Linked DNA regions of Homo sapiens: region 2 is linked to region 1. A link is an interaction called in ENCODE POLR2A ChIA-PET data of the cell type or tissue named here. Cell type or tissue: MCF 10A. All regions are shown on one strand. Each heading gives the region's core, and the rest is flanking DNA. Links, peaks and the distances in the headings are about the cores only.

The links. ChIA-PET counts read pairs that join two places held together with the same protein. Peaks named below come from ENCODE experiments on the same cell type or tissue, not always from the same donor. Only the 100,000 strongest peaks of a DNase experiment are listed, where the experiment ranks them.
Region 2: POLR2A ChIA-PET joins it to region 1 with 12 read pairs; 2 of 35 experiments call an interaction of 5 or more read pairs at or near these places.

The regions. Positions count from the first base shown.
Region 1 is chr2:172,439,106-172,444,488 of GRCh38, forward strand. All of the region lies in intron 1 of ITGA6 (integrin subunit alpha 6), which reads left to right. Among named protein-coding and RNA genes, the nearest start is that of ITGA6, 14 kb to the left of the region's middle. In MCF 10A, for the core only: no CTCF peak of the experiment used is centred there; DNase peaks (open chromatin) are centred at 356, 3,096 and 3,656.
Region 2 is chr2:172,297,631-172,303,013 of GRCh38, forward strand. It overlaps LOC107985960 (a long non-coding RNA gene), which reads left to right. Exons shown (of 6, transcript XR_001739773.3): 3 at 567-713. Among named protein-coding and RNA genes, the nearest start is that of ITGA6, 130 kb to the right of the region's middle. In MCF 10A, for the core only: no CTCF peak of the experiment used is centred there; a DNase peak (open chromatin) is centred at 2,251.

The DNA of each region.
Region 1 (5,383 bases), core at 177-5,176:
TGGTGTATCCTGCAGGCTGAGTGGACAGGAGGGCGTTGACTGGGTGTGTGTGATACAGGGTGGAAGCCAGCTCCGAGAACGCAGCAGGAGAGCCAAGGCTGTGCTTCCTGTTCCTGCTGGCCTGGTTGATTTGTCTTTGTAATCCTAGTCAATGCATCCAGCGTCTCAGTGCATATATTGAATAAAAAATGACGAATGGCCTTGTTGAATTGTCAGGAGTGTAGAAAATGAGGCTCAATCAGCACTTTGGGTTCTAAAATACTGTCGTTTTTCAATCTCTTCTTTCAAGATTATTGGTATAGACCTTGAGGGAAATCTGAGTTCAAAAGGAAATAGAATATCTTTGGAATTTTGCAAAAGTGTGAGTCATCAGGACTTGAGCATACATTCCCCTGGTGTGCTGCAAATCAGATATGAAACATCTTCCTGAGGTGGCATGGTGGTGGTATAAAAGCTTCATTATAGTACAGAATGAAGTGTGTACTTATATAAAACACAAGTCTTCGAAGACATTGCAAGCTTTTGGTGGTTGCTTTGCACTGTGCCTCTGTACATGTTCACCTGCCTCTGTCATTCAGTGCTTTTGTGAAAATGGCTGGGAAGCATTGACCAGCTCAACCTTTTCTCTCTAGAAGGAAGACTGAGACCCAGAAAAGTCAAGTGACAGCTAGTCAGTGGTAATGTGGGCCCTGAAACCTAGCTGCCCAGTGCCCAGTCCACCTGATGGTATGCCATACACATCTTCCGTTTGGTGAAATAGCCCATTCTTGGAGTTAAACTTGTGCCACATAAATCTTGCCCTTAATAGAACAGTATCTTGGGTTTTTAAATGTCCCCTACATAGTGGGCTGGGAGAGATAGAAAATACAGCCACTGTCACCCCTTCCCCTGCTTACTAGGGCACTCCAAATGACCATAGCACATTTTTTCAGTGGAGTCTCAGAATTCTTCAGGTCAACATTGGTCAGCCTTCACTGTTGTGTGGGTGTTTGCAAATAAGACAGCACCTGTTTGCCCTCCTGGCCTTGCTAAATCCCGTGCATATGGAAGGCACCCTATAAATGTATGCCTGATGGATATGAGTCCTGTTGGTTTGTGAGCTTCTTAAGAACAAGGCTGACATCTTGTTCAGTTTTGGTTCAAATCTAATACATAGAAATGGATATTCAGTAGGTATTTGTTGAACTCTTTGATTCCCCAAATACACTAAAGGCTTTTAGAGAACAGGAACCAGGGTAAACATTTCTTTAGAATGATCTTTTACATGCTGGTACTTTGAAAAAAAATTGTGGTAAAATATACATAACATAAAATTTATTTTAACCATTTTAAAGTGTATGATTCAGTATTGTTAAGTATATTCACATCATTTCTTGCCCGGAAATGATGTTGTTTCATATTATGAGGCCATAAAGTATTGATAAGCTAAACAAACTTTAACTCAATATATGATTGTGCTGTATCATTTAGTACTATATTCTAATGTGTATTAGTGGCAATGAAATTTAAAGTTTAACATATTTATGGTACAAGTTGAAATTTAGTCTCTTAGCTTATTATGTGTTTTTCCAATCCGGTTAAGGACTGCTATGAGTTGAATTCAGCAGTTGTATACCTGGCACCAACAGCCTTTGAGAAACCAAGTAATTTAAGTTTTTAATTGAGTAACAGAAAATTGCAACTAATAAAATGCCTGGCTATATTAGCTTATTTGTCATTTATATGTTGTTAGTACTCCTTAACTCTTGGTAGCTTTAAGATGAAACCAAGAGTGGTTTCAGTTGCATTCTGTGTTCTGATTGAAGCTGAGGCTTGATTTGTGGCTTGAAGTTTGAAAGGAAGTGCCTGTTTGTTCAGGGAACACCAATTGGACTAACAGCTGTCCTCTGTATTAAGGCCATCTTTAGCTTGTCTTGCAAATACTTTCCTTGTTCACTAATCCCTTCTCCCCACCCTGCTTCCTTTAGACCCATGTTAATCTATTACCTGGGAGCAGCTCTAGATTCTTGAGTTGGTAATGACTAATTTCTCCGTTGCTCTCATCCTGTTGAGTTTAATAGGCTCTCTTTTTTCTTACTGATGTTTTCATGATGAGATTTCTAATAAGTTATTTGGGAGCTATCAGAATAGAAACTAATAAATATTATCTATCTATTAGCTGTCAGAATAAAAGCTTACTGAGGGTCCTGAACTGTGAGGCCACTGAAGGCAGGGGTTTGGGTCTGATTTATCTGTGTTTGCCTAGAGCTTTAACAGAGCCTGACACTTGTAACTCTTAAAAATATGCTTTAAAATAAATCTAAACTCAGGCATGGTGGCTCATGCCAGTGATCCCAGCACTTTGGAAGGCTGAGGTGGGAGGAAGGCCTGAGCCTAGGAACTCAAGGTGAGAGTGAGCTATGATTGTGTCACTGCACTCCAGCCTGGGTAACAGAGTGGAGACGCTGTCTCTTTAAAAAAAAAAAAAAAAAAAAAAAAAAAAAAAAAAAATCAAACCTCAGTGCATAAGACACAGGTGTTTTCATCTGTGAACGAGAGTAGACACATTCTAGTAATACCCAATGTTTTTGTGAATTTCTTTACAATTGAAACTATTTTCCACTTGTAGAAGTTGGGAAGGAACTTGGGGAATGGCCTGGAAAGGTAGACCACCATCCTCATTTCATAGAACAAGAAATGGAGACCTAGGATTTGTCATAGTCCTGCAGCCAGCTACAGACAGAGCTGTGCCTACAATTCCCTTCTTGTCCTGAGTTGTTTCTGCTTCATTTCCCACTAGAACCCCATCCCGCCCTCACCCCTAAGCAGAGGTCCAGCTAGCTAATGTGTCTGTTTTTATAAAATGCCACCAGAAGCTTAAGTACGTCGGTTCGTGTCCCATCAAACTTGTCCAGATCTCTTTCTCATCATAGAGAGGTACCATCCTGAGTTGCTCAGATGATAAACATTTCTCCATTAGAAACTAGGCTCGGATTTGCCTGTGGCCACAAATCCAGAAGCAGCTGTGTGTTCCCCATGTTTCTCACCAACCCCTGCGTCATGTTTCTGAATAAGGAGTCCTGGTTACCGCCACACCCCTCATTCATTGCTTTAGATTAGATGAAAGGCGAGGTGCCTGACTCAGGCCACTGACTCACTCTGCTTGGGTGAACCCAGCTCCTCCCGGTAGGAAGTGATTGCCCCAGGCAGGTTGAGGAGTGCCCACAGCATCCAGGACTAAAGCATTTGGACCCTGCAGCTATTTATAAACAGCACTTTACAGTGCTTTCAGTCTGAATATTGGGACTCCCCTAGAAAGGACAGATTCAGTCCTTTCTGAAAGGAGGATAGACGAAGGGTGAGGAGTTCTTGTTGGATGTATTTTCATAGCTGAAAGGTTCCCCTGAATGCTGTCAGTGCCATGGATGTTCATAGGGAAGGTTAGAGTTCCTGTCTCTGATGTCATTCATTTTATGCTGCAGCTCACTTGACTGTGGGACTCCCTAGGAAAGCTTATCTACCTTTTCAGCTGTTGCACCTCTTTTCTTCCATGTAGTTTGCCCTCTGCCTTACATTCACTCTTCATTGTAATGCCCCAGTTGCCAGCACAGTGCCTGGCGCACAGTAGGTACGTGTTTGTGAGCTTGCTTTACTGATGTGTTGTCATGCCTCTGGAACGGGCTGTAAAAATCAATCTTTGACTCTTTGCCAGCAACTGCCCACATAAAGAGAGCATGTGTGAGCTTGTTTTATGCAATTACAAGGTTTGCTTCATGACTTGTGGGCGCTGATTTTTTTTTTTTAACCTCACTATCTCCATCATTTTCTCTGCAAGATTTTCAGTGACCCTCGTGTCCATGGACTGACCTCCATTTTTAAAATTTCATTTTTAATTTATTTTTGAATAGGTAGTACAGTCACATGGTACAAATATTAAAACTACAAAGATGGAATGAAAGTCAGCCTCCCACCCTTGATCTCTGGGCATCCTATTCTTCCTGGAGGCAACCATTGTTTTACCAGCTTACTGTGAATCTTTCAGAGCTACCTATACATTTACAAGCAAATATGTACATAGATTTTTTTTACCCATTTGCCATGTAGATTCTTTTGCACCTTGCTCTTTTTCTCTTGGTATGTTTTAATGCCTGTTCAATCTTGTAAATAAAGAGCTTCCTTATTATTTTTAATCTCTGCATAATACTCAGTTTCGAGGATGAACTATGATTTATTTAACCAGTCTGGGTATTCAGATAATTTCTAATCCTTCGCCGTTAAAAGCAGTGCTGCAGTGAAGAACTTTATGCTTCCCTCATTTCACCTTAAATGAATTAATTTAAGGTGAATTAATTAATTCCTAGTGCAGAGTGGCCTGGCCGGCGTTGTTGTTTTAATGGTCACGGCTGATTCTGGAGGAGTGGCTGCCCTCATTCCTTTCTATCCTAACCATCTGATAGGACCACAGGCTACGCTATCAGTGGGTTTAGTAGAGTCTTTTCAACAATCGAGTTTCCAGCCTTATGCCCAAGCTGTTGGATCCCTGAAGGCTTCAATGTTTGTGTCCTAGCTGTACTTTATGCTTGTTAAAATGTATGTGTTAAAATTAGAATGGCTTGTTGGAATGTGTAAGATTGCGTATAGTGTTTCATGTTTTATCACTGTGTTGAGTTTACAAAGTTACTTGATGTTATTTCTTTTTTCTTTTTTGAGGCAGGGTCTCACGCTTTCGCCCAGGCTGGAGTACGAGTGGTGCACTCACGGGTTACTGCAGCCTCAACCTCCTGGGCTCAGGTGATCCTCCCGCCTCGGCCTCCCGAGTACCTGGGACTACTGGCATGCACTACCACGCCTGGCTAATCTTTGTATTTTTTGTAAATATGAGGTTTCACCATGTTGTTCAGGCTGGTCTCAAATTCCTGGGCTCAAGTGATCCTCCCACCTTGGCCCCCAAAGTTCTGGGATTACAGGAGTGAGCCACCATGCCTGGCCCATCGTTTCATTTGATCCTTGCAACACCCTATGAGAATATTTAGATAGAACGATTTCACAGATAATCCATAGTGATACTCAGCTAACGGGTGGTACTGCCAAGACTTGAACCCACCATTCTTGTAACTTCCTTGATATCTCTAATTATGGTTTTGGTCTGCCAGTTTGTTATGGAGCAGAAAAGAAGATGTAAGCTTTCTGGAGGTAGTAGCTGCTACAGGCATACACTATATTATCTCAGCAATAGCAAGTCCAAGTAGGACTGATTCAGTATACACAAAGAAGTATTAGTTGCTAAAATATTGAAATAACTTTCATTCTGGTTGGTGCACGTTGAGTATCCCAAATATGAACAACCAAAATCTGAAATGCTCCAAAGCTGGAAACTTTTTGAGTGTTTTTGAGTGCCTGCCAA
Region 2 (5,383 bases), core at 162-5,161, 140 kb before region 1:
CTGCTGCCTGGCCTGGCGGGGACCCTTCCTTGCCAGCACCCCCTGTTCTCCCAGGGCAGCTCTGTGCTGAGTCAGCACCCACCCAGCAGCTGTGTGGGAATTCTTTCCCTACCACTCCATTTCACACAAATGTCCTTGGGTCCCCAGGTAGGGCCAATGACAAGAACAGAATCTGAGGTTGATTCAGGTCCTGTTTGAACATTGACATCCCTCCTCCCCCTCTGCTTACCTGGAGCTATTTTCACCTTTTCACCCTGGGCGGGTGGTGTATGGTCTGGGATGTTGCTGGAAACCCAGCTGGTCTGTGACGTCTGAGAGACAAGGACGGCTACCTCAGCTGTCATTAACAGCAGAACACTTCTAATTGACTAGATTCAAAACTACTCCTTCCCCAGGGTTTTGATAATTCCTCCCACCAATTATAGCACTTTACTCAGATTAACTAATTAATCCTCACCATATACCCCAGAGACAAAATTAAAGATAATTCTTTCATAACTGTAAAGCACCTTTTATCTAAGGATTACTAACACTGATGCATTTGTCTCCCATGACAACATCACAAGTTTCAGAGATGACAAGGAAAATCTTCATTACCATTTCAAGAACTGGGAACAAAGAAAAATCCCGTTCCAGGACGCAAAGGAGGAGATGCGGGTAGCTGAACAGAAACTTTTGAAGATTACCATGGGAATACACCTGTGAACTTCCAGGTGGGGCTATGTCTGCATCGGGTCAGTTTTCTTTATGTTGTTTACAATTTCCAGGGATCATGTCCACGATAAAGAACAAGAGCTGGTTCACAGGCTACTGAAACATATGCCTGACTTCCTAAAGAACCTTCTGTTTTCTACTTGCCCACTCGTCTCCATCACGCTGTTGCCCTGTTGTCTCTATTTGCCAAAGTTCTGTTTGTGATCTAGATGAAATGAAGCTGATAGCCAAAAGCTACAGGAAGGAGAGAACCTGAAAAAGACATTATAAACTGAGAATCCTTAAAGAGGAGAGTGGGAGAGGCAGGGTGGAGAATGGGAGAGAGGAAGGGAAAGAAGTCAGTCTGTCAAAGTTCTGGAATCCTCATTTGGGGTAAACGAAGGGAAAAGAGGGGTCTGCGCTCTGTGGCCCAATATTAGGTTTGCTATGATTTCTTTGTAATTCCCTTGGCAGCAGATTAATTTTACTTGACTTGGCAGCATAGGCAACTGCTACTGAGCTGCAGCCAAGGCTGGGAACTATATCATTGTGCATTATACCATGGGTGCTTCATAAAGGGGGATCTCAAAAACACTCAGGGAGGCACAAATGGTCATTTTGGATACACTTCTTTCATTTGGCCAAGCAGTTGCATTTGTTCTAAGATTATTAGTGCAAACAACATGGCTGGGTGCTGGTAGTGATTTGCTGGTTTCTCTTCATGGCTGACAGCTATGACTGGAGCTCAGCACCCTGGACCTTCAGGATCTGGTGCTGGTGAGTTTGCTGCAGCCAACAAGCAGCTTGACAGGAGCTTTCTCCAGGCCTCTTGGGAATAGGAGTGTTAGAAGGAAAAGCTCTTGATCAACTTCAAATTAAAGAAAGAGAAGTGAACAAATAAGTAAAAATAAACTTTACACTTTCTAGGGATTTAAAATGGGATCGTAGGTCCATGATCTCATTTGAGCCTCATGACAAGCAGATGAGGCTGCACAGTGAATGAACGCCTCTTATTTTGCCAGCCCAGTATCCCTTTCTTTTGGATACTGACTTTTCCCCCATTGTGTTCTGGTGGGGCTGCCAGTCACAGGACAGTCCCACCTCTCGGATCCCTTCCCTCCCTGACCCGCAACGTTGGGCATATGGCTCCGGCTAGGCCACTGAATTCTTTTTGCTGGGGATTAGAATCTTAAGGAGAGATGCCCTGGGAGAGAAAGATGTTGGAGTTGTGTGTAGAGAATGTTCAGCTCTTCCTTCCATTCTGTGAGTTATTTTAGTTTCCTTCCAGTAAAATTGCCTGAGTTCATGTGGGCTCCTGTCTACCAAAGAAACCCAAATTATAAACACCCCTTAGTTTCCAATTGCCAGGTGTTAAGCCCAGGTCCTCTTATCCCAAGTCAGTGACTCTTCATGATACTAGGTAAATGCAAAGTCGCATGGGAAATTTAAGGAAGGAAAGAGAGAGAACTGAGAAGTTGAGCAATGCTAGCAGTGAAGCTTTTTTTTTTTTTTTAAAGAAGCCAAACATCTTTCCCAATGGCGTCATGTCAGGATTCATCCCTGGGAATGCAATTCATTTTTAATGGCAGTTGTGTGAGTTGGCATGTACCCAAGTTCGCCCACAGCCGACATGGTCAGGCCAAGCCTCTTTTTAGTTTTATTCTTGTTATGCTTTCGTAGGATGTGTGTTTGCTGGTAGGCTGATTCTTAAGTATATTTACCTACAAGTGTGTCTTTGTGTTTTCTCAACTCTGTTGATTTGGCAAACAATCAAAAGTAGCTGGTGCAGTTCAGATGGAGAGGGAGGGAGGTTGGTGGGTGTGGTTAGCAAAAATTTAGCAGCAGGTAAAATTTTGGCAGGCAGGAGAAATCTTTTCAGGTAGCATATATGCTAAAACATATGACTTTGCTTTTTACTGGTTCATATCAAATAAAATTCCAGATTCTGTGCTTATGAATATACATGAATTCTATGTTAAAGGCACAAGGCTCTCTCTCCCTTTTGAGGCTGTTCTGGTACTTTCTGCAGTGGCATGAAATTAAGTGTGGAAGATCTCTTTTGTGAGAGGGTTCTCTTCTAGGTAAAACTAAGAGGTACCAAACTGCTGAACTATTAGCCTATTTAGATCATTTCCAGCCGAGGACTTACATCCTAAAGGAAGTCAGAGGTAATCTTAAGGCTTTTGGAATTTCTCATACATGATGGTTGAATGATTGAGTGAATGAATAAATGGGATAAAGAGTGAGAGGAAGCCTAAAAGCCTAGAATGCTGGAACTAAAAGGGAACCTGGTGGTCACCCAATACAACCCTGCACTAGTTATTCATAGCTGCATAACAGGTCACTTCAAATTTCAGTAGCTCAAAACAACAATAATCATTTACTATTTCTCTCATGGTTTCTTTGGGTCAGGAGTTCAGAGCAACTTGGCTGGATAGTCCTGTGTCGGGGACTCTTATATGGTTGCAGTCATATGTCAGCTGGGCTGCGGTCATCTGAAGGCTTGACTGGGGCTGGGAGCTCTGATTCCCAGGTGGTTCACTCATATAGCTGACCAGTTGGCATGGGCTGTTGGTGGGAAGTTTCAGCTCCTCTCCATGTGGGCCTCTTCATAGGGCCTCTTCATAGAGCTGCGAGTGTCCTTCAGTGTGGCAGACAGCTTTCCCTTGGGCAAGTGATGCAAGAGAACAAGCCAGAAGCTGCAATGTCTTTTATGACCCAGTGTTGGATGTCACATACCATCACTTAAGCAGCCTTCTATTGTTCAGGCAGCCCTGGTATGATGCGGGAGGGAACTACACAGGGTGCGAACACCAAGCCAGGATCACCAGGACTATCTTGGAGGCTGACTACCACGATCCCTTCTCTTTCTTTTTCTTCCAGTTTTATTGAGGTATAATTAACAAACAAAATTGTGTCTATTTAAGGTGTACAATGTGATGACTTGATAAGTGTATATATTTTGAAATATATATTTTGAAATGATTACTACAGTCAAGTTAGTTAGCACATCTATCATTCACATAGTTATTATTTTTGCGTGCGTGGTGAGAACATTTAAGAGCAACTCTCTTAGCAAATTTCAAGTATACAATACAATATTATTAATTATAGTCACAATGCTGTACATGAGATCCCCAGAACATATTCATCTTATAACTGATAGTTTGTACCTTTTGACCAACATGTCCCCATTCCCCCTACCTTCTATGAGTTCTCCGTGAGTTTGACTCTTTTAGATTATAAATATAAATGAGATCATGCAATATTTGTCTTTCTCTGACTTATTTCACTTAGCATAATGCCTTCCATCTCATCCACGTTGTTACAAATGATAGGATTTCCTTCTTTTTTATGGCAGAATAATGTTTTCATGACATAAGTATATCATGGAACATAATATTTTAAGACAGATAAAAAGGATAAAGAGATAAAATAGACACATATATACTCACCACCCTGTTCAAGAAATAAAAGAGTATCAATTCTGTTGACACCCCCCCACAACACTCCATATACCTGCCCTGATTGCATCTCCCTCTTCCTCCATCCCTTTATCCTTAGGAAAATTCATGTTCTGAATTTTGTGTTTAGGCTGCTATGCATTCTTTTATACTTCCACTACAAGTTTATGTATCTCTAAATATATGTGGTGTTGTTTGGCATATTTTGAAACTTTCTGTATGGCATCATCCTGTATGATTCTTTTGCAACCTACTGTTTTTATTCAGAACTATATCTGTGATATCCATCTATGCTAATCTGTATAGCTCTAATGTGTTTTTTATTTATATTTTTATGTTTCAAAGACAAGGTCTCACTCTGTAGCCCAGGCTGGAGTGCAGCAGTGCAATCATAGCTCACTGAAGCCTCAAACTCCTAAGCTCAAGCAATCCTCCTTCGTCAGCCTCCCAAGTAGCTGGGACTACAAGCTAATTCATTTATTTTAATGACTATACAAGTGGTCCCCAACTTACAGTGGTTTGACTTAGGATATTTTAATTCAGGATGGTATGAAGGCAAAATATACATTCATTATGCTCCTCGACTTACGATGAAGTTACATCTAGTCAAACCCATCACAAATTGAGAATATCGTAAGTTGAAAATGCACTCTTATATTTTCAACCCAGTAATGGGTTTATCAAGATGTAATCCCATCATAAGTTGAGAAGCATCTGTATAGTATTTCATTGTATGAACAAATAATTTGTTTATCCATTCTCCAGCTGATGGACATTCAGGTTGCATATAATTGTTGTTGCAATTACACACAATAATTACTATAAGTGTTCTTTCTTGTAAGCTCTCCTTGTACCCTGGTACAAGAGTTTTTCTAGGGTATAGGTCTAAATGTGGAATGGATGGATCATATGATATGCACAGCTTCAGTTTTACTCAGTCGTGTCAGTTTGTTTTCCAAGATGGTTGCACTCATTTATACAACTACCAGTAGTGATGGAATTCCATTGCTCTTGATTCTAGTAATGTTAAACTAAAAATTTCATGCAAAGCTGATGGATATGAAATGGTATCTATTTATGGTTTTAATTTGCTTTTCCCTATTAATGAGGCTCAGCATTTTTTTCCCTCACATTTGGCCATTTGGGTTTCTTCTTCTGAGCAATTTTTGTTTATATATTTTGCAAATTTTTCTATTACAAATTTTTTTCTTATTCTTTTGAAAGAA